Regions from separate parts of the Homo sapiens genome. Here region 2 is linked to region 1. The links are chromatin contacts, found by Hi-C or POLR2A ChIA-PET in ENCODE. All regions are on one chromosome and are shown on one strand. The core of a region is the stretch at or near the end of the contact, and the rest is flanking DNA. Distances in the headings are between cores, read along the strand shown.

What was found. Hi-C counts contacts between places; a loop is a spot of excess contacts on that map. ChIA-PET counts read pairs that join two places held with the same protein, here RNA polymerase II (POLR2A). Pooled maps may share reads with other maps.
Region 2: a map of right cardiac atrium shows a loop between it and region 1 (1.9-fold over the local background). The contact joins two enhancer-like sites. A Hi-C loop is called at or near these places in 2 of 168 maps with a recorded cell type or tissue (dorsolateral prefrontal cortex and right cardiac atrium) and 1 of 50 pooled maps. POLR2A ChIA-PET finds 5 or more read pairs at or near these places in 5 of 52 experiments (AG04450, Caco-2, H1 and 2 more).

The regions. Positions count from the first base shown.
Region 1 is chr16:70,551,880-70,555,437 of GRCh38, reverse strand. It overlaps SF3B3 (splicing factor 3b subunit 3), which reads right to left. Exons shown (of 26, transcript NM_012426.5): 12 at 841-992; 13 at 232-387. Among named protein-coding and RNA genes, the nearest start is that of SNORD111, 16 kb to the right of the region's middle. Within about 2 kb of position 1,682, at least 3 of the 41 ENCODE cell types and tissues checked have a DNase peak (open chromatin) inside an H3K27ac peak, as active enhancers do.
Region 2 is chr16:70,637,657-70,641,214 of GRCh38, reverse strand. It overlaps a transcript of IL34 not described here. Among named protein-coding and RNA genes, the nearest start is that of IL34, 7.1 kb to the left of the region's middle. Within about 2 kb of position 1,619, at least 5 of the 41 ENCODE cell types and tissues checked have a DNase peak (open chromatin) inside an H3K27ac peak, as active enhancers do.

The DNA of each region.
Region 1 (3,558 bases), core at 433-2,932:
GTGCAATCTCAGCTCACCGCAACCTCTGCCTCCCGGGTTCAAGCAATTCTCCTGCCTCAGCCTCCTGAGTAGCTAGGACTACAAGGTGCATGCCAACACGCCCAGCTAATTTTTGTATTTTTAGTAGAGACAGGATTTCACCATACTATCATCTAAATGACTAGACTACAATGCCCATCTTTCCCTCTGGTCCCTACAATAAGTCCCACAGTGAATGATAAAATAACATACAGGATCCATCTCGAAATAGACCAGCTCTCCTCCTGTCAGGGCAATCACCACTTGTCGCTGGTTCACTGCACACTTCACAATTGTTTTCTTTCCAGGGGTCTTCCACTCATTGACTCTCTTGTCTGCTCGTATGTGCCGAATGCCATCTGGATAGACCTAGAGTCAGTAACAGAAAGAAACCTGACTTTAACAATTTGATTCATCACTCAGAATGACCCTCACATCTATCAGATCTGTCACTAAAATCAGACCTGGGGCCACTGCATTTGAGGCACCAGTTGAATCAAAGACAAAAGAGTTAGTAGGCCTCAGGCAAGGTCAACTTTTAAATAGTTCATGTTTTGCAGTGTCCACTTCAAAGAAGTTCAAAGCTTATTAACAAAACACTTATAAAGATCTTTATTAGAGATGAAAGCTGCAGTGATGTGGCTCTGTAACAGAAAAATGGCAAATACAGAGAGGGATATTATGTGCCCAAATCATATGTTCCCTACCCCTAAGGCTTGCTGGAAGGTGAGGGTGAAGAGACATGAACACAGCAGCCTGCATCACAATGAAGGCCAAGAAAGAACAAAGCAGGCCAAGTAGGTAAGCTCTGAGAACCCTCACCTGCACCAAGGCATCATCTCCTAATAAGGAGCAGGACAAGGTCGGGGTGGTCCCCAGGAACCCAGAGTCAGTCACTTCTTCTACAGTTTCTCCAATGGACAACACTAGGGTGGCATTCACGAAAGACACAATGATGTAGGCATCAAACTCATCTGAAAAAGAAAAGAAGGGAGTTGGTTAGATAAGAACTCATTAGAATTACAAAGCCAAATGAAACACTAAGAGTTCTCTTCAGAAACCTTCCAAGGCAGTTCTTCTATGTGTAGTTATTACACACATACACACATACACATGCACACAGAGCAAAATGATCCAGAAGAAAACTAGGGGTCAGAAGAGCCTACAGATATACTCTGCTTCCTCAATATTTTCTTGAGACATCTGCTAAAGAAGTGAGAGGACAAAGCAAGAGAATCGGAGACATGAGGACATTTTAAATACTACAATATTGATACATGAACATACTGAGCTAGAGCTTCATTTATTTGTGCCAGTTGTCAATCACACAACCCCTTCCTAAGAAGAGATACTCCTTCTAACTAGGAAAGACCCCTAACTTCTTCCAAAAGCAGCTTATGTAGAAATGAACACAAGCTCTAATGAATAAAATAGAGATTACTTAAGCCTCTGTGAGACTAACTCATTCTAGGGTTGGAAGCTGAGAATCCTAGTCCCAATGGGAATGATGTAAGAAAACTAGATAACCAGGAAATGGAGGGTGGGGGTTGTTTATATTGTTATTCTGTGACCTCTCTGGTTTTTCACTATTTAGAAACAGAACAATCCTGTGGTCATGAGCAATCCTATTAGAATTTGCTTTTTCTAATTAAATGTAGTTGAATAAACACTAATGAGTTTCTCAAGGAAGTCAGAGGACTTGAGGTATACCAGAAACCCTCAGTTTCTTCTACAGATCCCATAAAGGCCATCTATTTTCCATGTATCTCACCCTACAACATACAACAGCTTCTGCAAGTGTCCCCATCCAGTACGTTTGGCGTAAAGCTTGATAAATGTTGACTAAAGGCATGCTAATTTTTTAAAAGAGTTGAGATTTTCCTAGTTTACATTTGAATTTTTGTTTTAACACCCCCTTAACCAGAAATCAGGTTAAAAAAAAAGGACAGAACAAGACAAGGCACCACACAATGTAGTGGCTGACTCACTCCTAGCAGTAGCAGCTATAGGACCCGTCTGCCTAAGCACTTGTCAAGAGCTCAATGCCACAGGGCTGGTCCACCCACCCACCCACATGAAGGGCATACTTTTGGTTCTGATGACTTCAAATGAGGTTCAGCTAGATTAAGGTTACTAGATCAGTTCTGCAGAATCAGCATTCTTTACAGAAGCAGGGGTCAAATGAAGATGTATCATTCGACCAGGCATGATGGCTCATGCCTGTAATCCCAGCACTTTGGGAGGCCAAGGTGGGTAGATCACCTGAGATCAGGAGTTAGAAACCAGCCTGACCAACAGGGTGAAACCCCATCTCTACTAAAAAATAAATAAAATAAAATACAAAAATTAGCTGGGTGTGGTGGTGGGCGCCTGTAATTCCAACTACTCGGGAGGCTGAGCAGAATTGCCTGAACCCGGGAGGCGGAGGCCGCAGTGAGCCGAGATCGCCCCACTGCACTCCAATCTGGGTGACAGAATGAGACTGTCTCAAAACAAACAAAAAAGATGTATCATTGGCATGGCCTACAGTAGTGTTCTGCCCTATTAGCAGGACGTAAAATCAATTTAATGTGTTGCACAATAGGCACTTCATAACAGAAATAAATGTAATTTATGAAGTTGCTTCATATATAGTAGGATAATTACTGTTTTGTGAAACTTTTGTTTCAGTTAATATTGCATATATATGTACCTACTGTGGTGGCTGAAAAACAAGGATTAAAGATCTTTCCCAATGGGCATGCTCTAATGGTTAGACCAGGAATCCACAGAGTAAAGGTTCAATTTCCAAATCATAAGGAATAATACAGGACAAGAAGCTAGATACTTGGTTTTTGGTTATTTTGCTAGAACTGTCAACATATATCAAATGCTTTGGGAACGTCTTATAAGATGGCTTTGTAAGACTAAGCACTACTCACTATCATAAAACAAGTAAGGACATGGTTATCTCTGAAATGGATGTCTCAGTAGCTTTCAACAAAACCAAAATCCATCTCTACATAACACCAAGTTTGGAACCTTTACTCCAGTTCTCAGTTTTTGTACTGGAAATTTTTGTTGTGTAAAAATAACAGTTGTTTAATTTTAATATTATATGAATACAGTATCATTTCCCATGTTCTCATTACTGAAACCTAATAACCCTAAAAGCTGTGTCAAAGCAAATTAAAGCCAAACAACAAAAGGCTGTAACTGGCCAGGATTTCTGGTCTCAGATCTTCACCAAGGGGAAAAGGTGACCTTCCAAAAGACAGACCACACAACTTTTGACTTTCATGGGAGAGAATGGGGCAAAGAAGGGAGGAGGGGTGCCTTTCCTTCGACCAAGACTTCAGACTACTCAAACATAAGAGAATAAATGCTCAGTGAACTTAAATAGGGTCATACTTTTGCTAGACAATTCAACAAGTGGGAGAGCCAACGACATCTCAAAGCTGCTTTACATCACAGACTTCCTCAAAATAAACACTGCCCTGTGAATACCAAGCACATTGTAACTTCTACCCCTTCCTTCTACAGTGAAGAGGACTTGCAGCA
Region 2 (3,558 bases), core at 370-2,869, 86 kb before region 1:
TGCAACCTCTGCCTCCCAGGTCCAAGTGATTCCCCTGCTTAGCCTCCCAAGCAGCTATGATTACAGGCGTGCACCACCACTTCCGGCTGATTTTTTTGTATGTTTAGTAGAGACAGGATTTCACCATGTTGGCCAGGCTGGTCTCAAATTTCTGACCTCAAGTGATCTGCCTGCCTCGGCCTCCCAACGTGCTGGGATTACAGGTGTGAGCCACCACGCCCAGGCAACACTTTCAATTCTCTTGAGTATATACCTAGGAGTATATACCTATATACCCTGTATGTACATTCAGCCTTTTCTGGAAAAAGCAAAACTCCAGGGACAGAAATTATATCGGTGACATCCCAAAATGGGGAGTGGGGAAGGGGATTGACTGAGAAGGGGCGCAGGGGAATTTTGGGAGGTGAAGGAAATGCTTTAAACCCTGAATGAAGCGTTGGTATATTATTTGTTGAAATTTATCCAACCGTATGCTTAAAGAGGATGAGCTTTACCATACATCAACTATACTGCAAAAGGCCTGACTTAAAAATAACTTTAATTGATTGAAATATATATATTTAAAAACTAACTTTTTTTTTTTTTTTTATTGAGACGGAGTCTTGCTCTGTCGCCCTGGCTGGAGTGCAGTGGCAAGATCTCGGCTCACTACAACCTCCACCTCCCGGGTTCAAGAGATTCTCCTGCCTCAGCGTCCCAAGTAGCTGGGATTACAGGCATGCACCACCACACCCGGCTAACTTTTGTATTTTTAGTAGAGACAGGGTTTCATCTTGTTGGCCAGGCTGCTCTTGATCTCCTGGCCTCATGTGATCCACCCACCTCGGCCTCCCAAAGTGCTGTGATTACAGTTGACACAAGGTAATATAGCAAGAGGCTGTCCCTACAAAAATAAAAAATACAAAATTAGCCGGGCATGGTGGTGTGCACCTGTAGTCCCAGGTACTCAGAAGGCTAAGGCAGGATGATTGCTTGAGCCCAGGAGGCCAAGGCTGCAGTGAGCCACGATGGCACCACTGCACTCCAGCCTGGGTGATAGAGTGAGACCCTGTCTCAAAGCAAAACAAAAGAAAACAAAACAAAAAGTCTAGCACATACAATTATGTACAGTACCTAATACTTGATCATGATAGTAAACTATTAAATTTATTCTTTCTAAAGTTTTTCTTTTAAAAAGTGTCCCTGGTCTACAGCCTAGAGTTTCCTGATTGCAGATCCATGGTCCACTTCAACATGTTCCTCTGTCTTTTTTTTTCGGAGACAGGGTCTCCCTTTGTCACCCAGGCTGGAGTGCAGAGGCGTAATCACAGGTCACTGAAGCCTCTACCTCTTGGGCTCAAGTGATCCTCTCACCTTAGCCTCCTGAGTAGCTCGGACTACAGGCATGCACCACCACACCTGGCTAATTTTTATTTTTAGTTTTTGTAGAGACAGGGTCTCACTATGTTGCTCAAGCTGCTCTCAAACTCCTGGGCTCAAGCAATCCTCGACCCCGGCCTCCCTAAGTGCTGGGATTAGAGGCGTGAGTCACCACGCCTGGACTCCTCTGTCTTGTCTTTCTGCATGTTTGCAGTGGGAACAGGGTCAAGCTCAAGCCCTTCGTCACGATACAAGCGGTGCTGTGTTCTTTCAACAGAAGGCACGTGACAACTGCACTCCACTCTTTGCTGATGTTGGCAGGCAATGCCACTTAATGCCTAGATCCATTAATTCACTGAGGGCTGCTAATTGTGATATTCTAATTCATCATCTCGCTTTCTGATCAAGCGTTTCCCCATGAGGCAAGCAGAGGCAGTAGCAGATCAACAGCTTTGCCAAGATGTCTGATATAAACGCAATATTGTGCTTTCCTCCTATTTCTGGCCTCTGCCTGAAATCAGACAGTCTCCAGGCCCGTGTAATTTGTTTTCAAATGCCTGCTTCTCAAACAAGATTGGCTGGGTTCTGGACGTGCATTTTCCCATTATGACCCAAAGACATCTGAATGAATTTGATCAAATACACTCCTGGATCCGGGCTGTACATTTCTGGTGGGTGCCACCTATCTGTGATCAATGTCACCACATCTGGAAAGCTCAGTGCCACACCATATCCCAAGGGCATCTCCCAAGCTGGAGTGTTCTCAGGTGAAATAAAACATGAAAATCCATGCCAGCTTTACAAGCCACAGAATCACCAAAACAGGGCAACGCCTTAGTCAGCATTTCCTAACTAAGAGCCAGGTGTCTACCACAACACCCCTGAACCAGATCTACCTACATGGAGATAGATTTCCCTGCATTCACTCACTTTTTTTACTTAAACCAGTTTATTTGTTTAAAAACAAACAAACTGGGCTGGTGCGGTGGCACACACCTGTAATTCCAGCATTTTCGGAGGCTGAGGCAAGAGGATCGCTTGAGCCCAGGAGTATGAGACCAGCCTGGGCAACATAGAGAGACCTAATCTCTACAAATAATTTTTTTTTAATTAGCTAGATGTGGTGGCATACCCACAGTCCCAGGTACTCAAGAGGCTTGACCCCGGGAGGTCCAAGCTGCAGTGAGCCGTGGCTGACACAGAAAGACCAGCCCGGGTGACAGAGAAAGGCCTTGTCTCAAAAAAATAATAAATAAGTATAAAATATCATGGGAAAGCATATGCAGATATTGGGAGGATAAGAAGCCACCAACCAGGGGACCAGAGAGAGAGTGGGGGGGTCAGAAGGCAGGAAAGTTTCCCCAGGGAAGGGGATGACTCCAGTTCTTTTCTTTTTTTCTTTTTTCTTTATTTTTTTTTTTGATAGGATCTTCACTCTGTTGCCTCAAACTCCTGGGCTCAAGATCCTTCTGCCTCGGTCTCCCAAGTTGCTGGGACTATAGGTGTGCACCACCATGCCTAGCTAAGTTTTACAGTTCTTTTGTAGAGACAAGGTCTTGCTAAGTTGCCCAGGCTGGTCTTGAACTCCCAGGCTCAAGTGGTCCTCCTACCTTGGCCTCCCAAAGTGCTGGGGTTACAGGCATGAGCCATCGCGCCCAGTCTGATTCCAGTTTTTAAACCTCCCAGAGAGCTCCCTCTGGTTGGAAGCAGGGCTAATTCAAAAGCAGCCCATGGCTTCTGGCAGAGTGCATGGGTCCACTTTTTACACTGATTTGTAGTATGGAGAAAGACCCAGAAATATACTCTAAAATAATTTTAAAGAAGACAACAAAGCTGAATGCCTGGGATATCCATTGCACTGCTGTTTACACTTGAAGCAAAAAACAAAACAAAACAAAACAAAAAAACCTGGAAACCACCTAAATGTCAAACCACAGAAAAGCAGTTAGCAAAATCTGAGAACTGGTATATACTGAGTGCTGACCATGTGCCGATTGCTTTAAATAGAGCATAGCAAAATAATTATACCTTTTTATCCTTGCAGCAACTATGAGAATCAAACCTCCCAGTCTCTGAAAAAAGTCAGATTCAAAGAAGACAGAGGAAAGAAGTCTCTTCAATCAACACTGGGGAAACTATCTGACATCCTTATATATGTATATAAAAAATTAAACTCAACCCTTATCTCATACCACATAT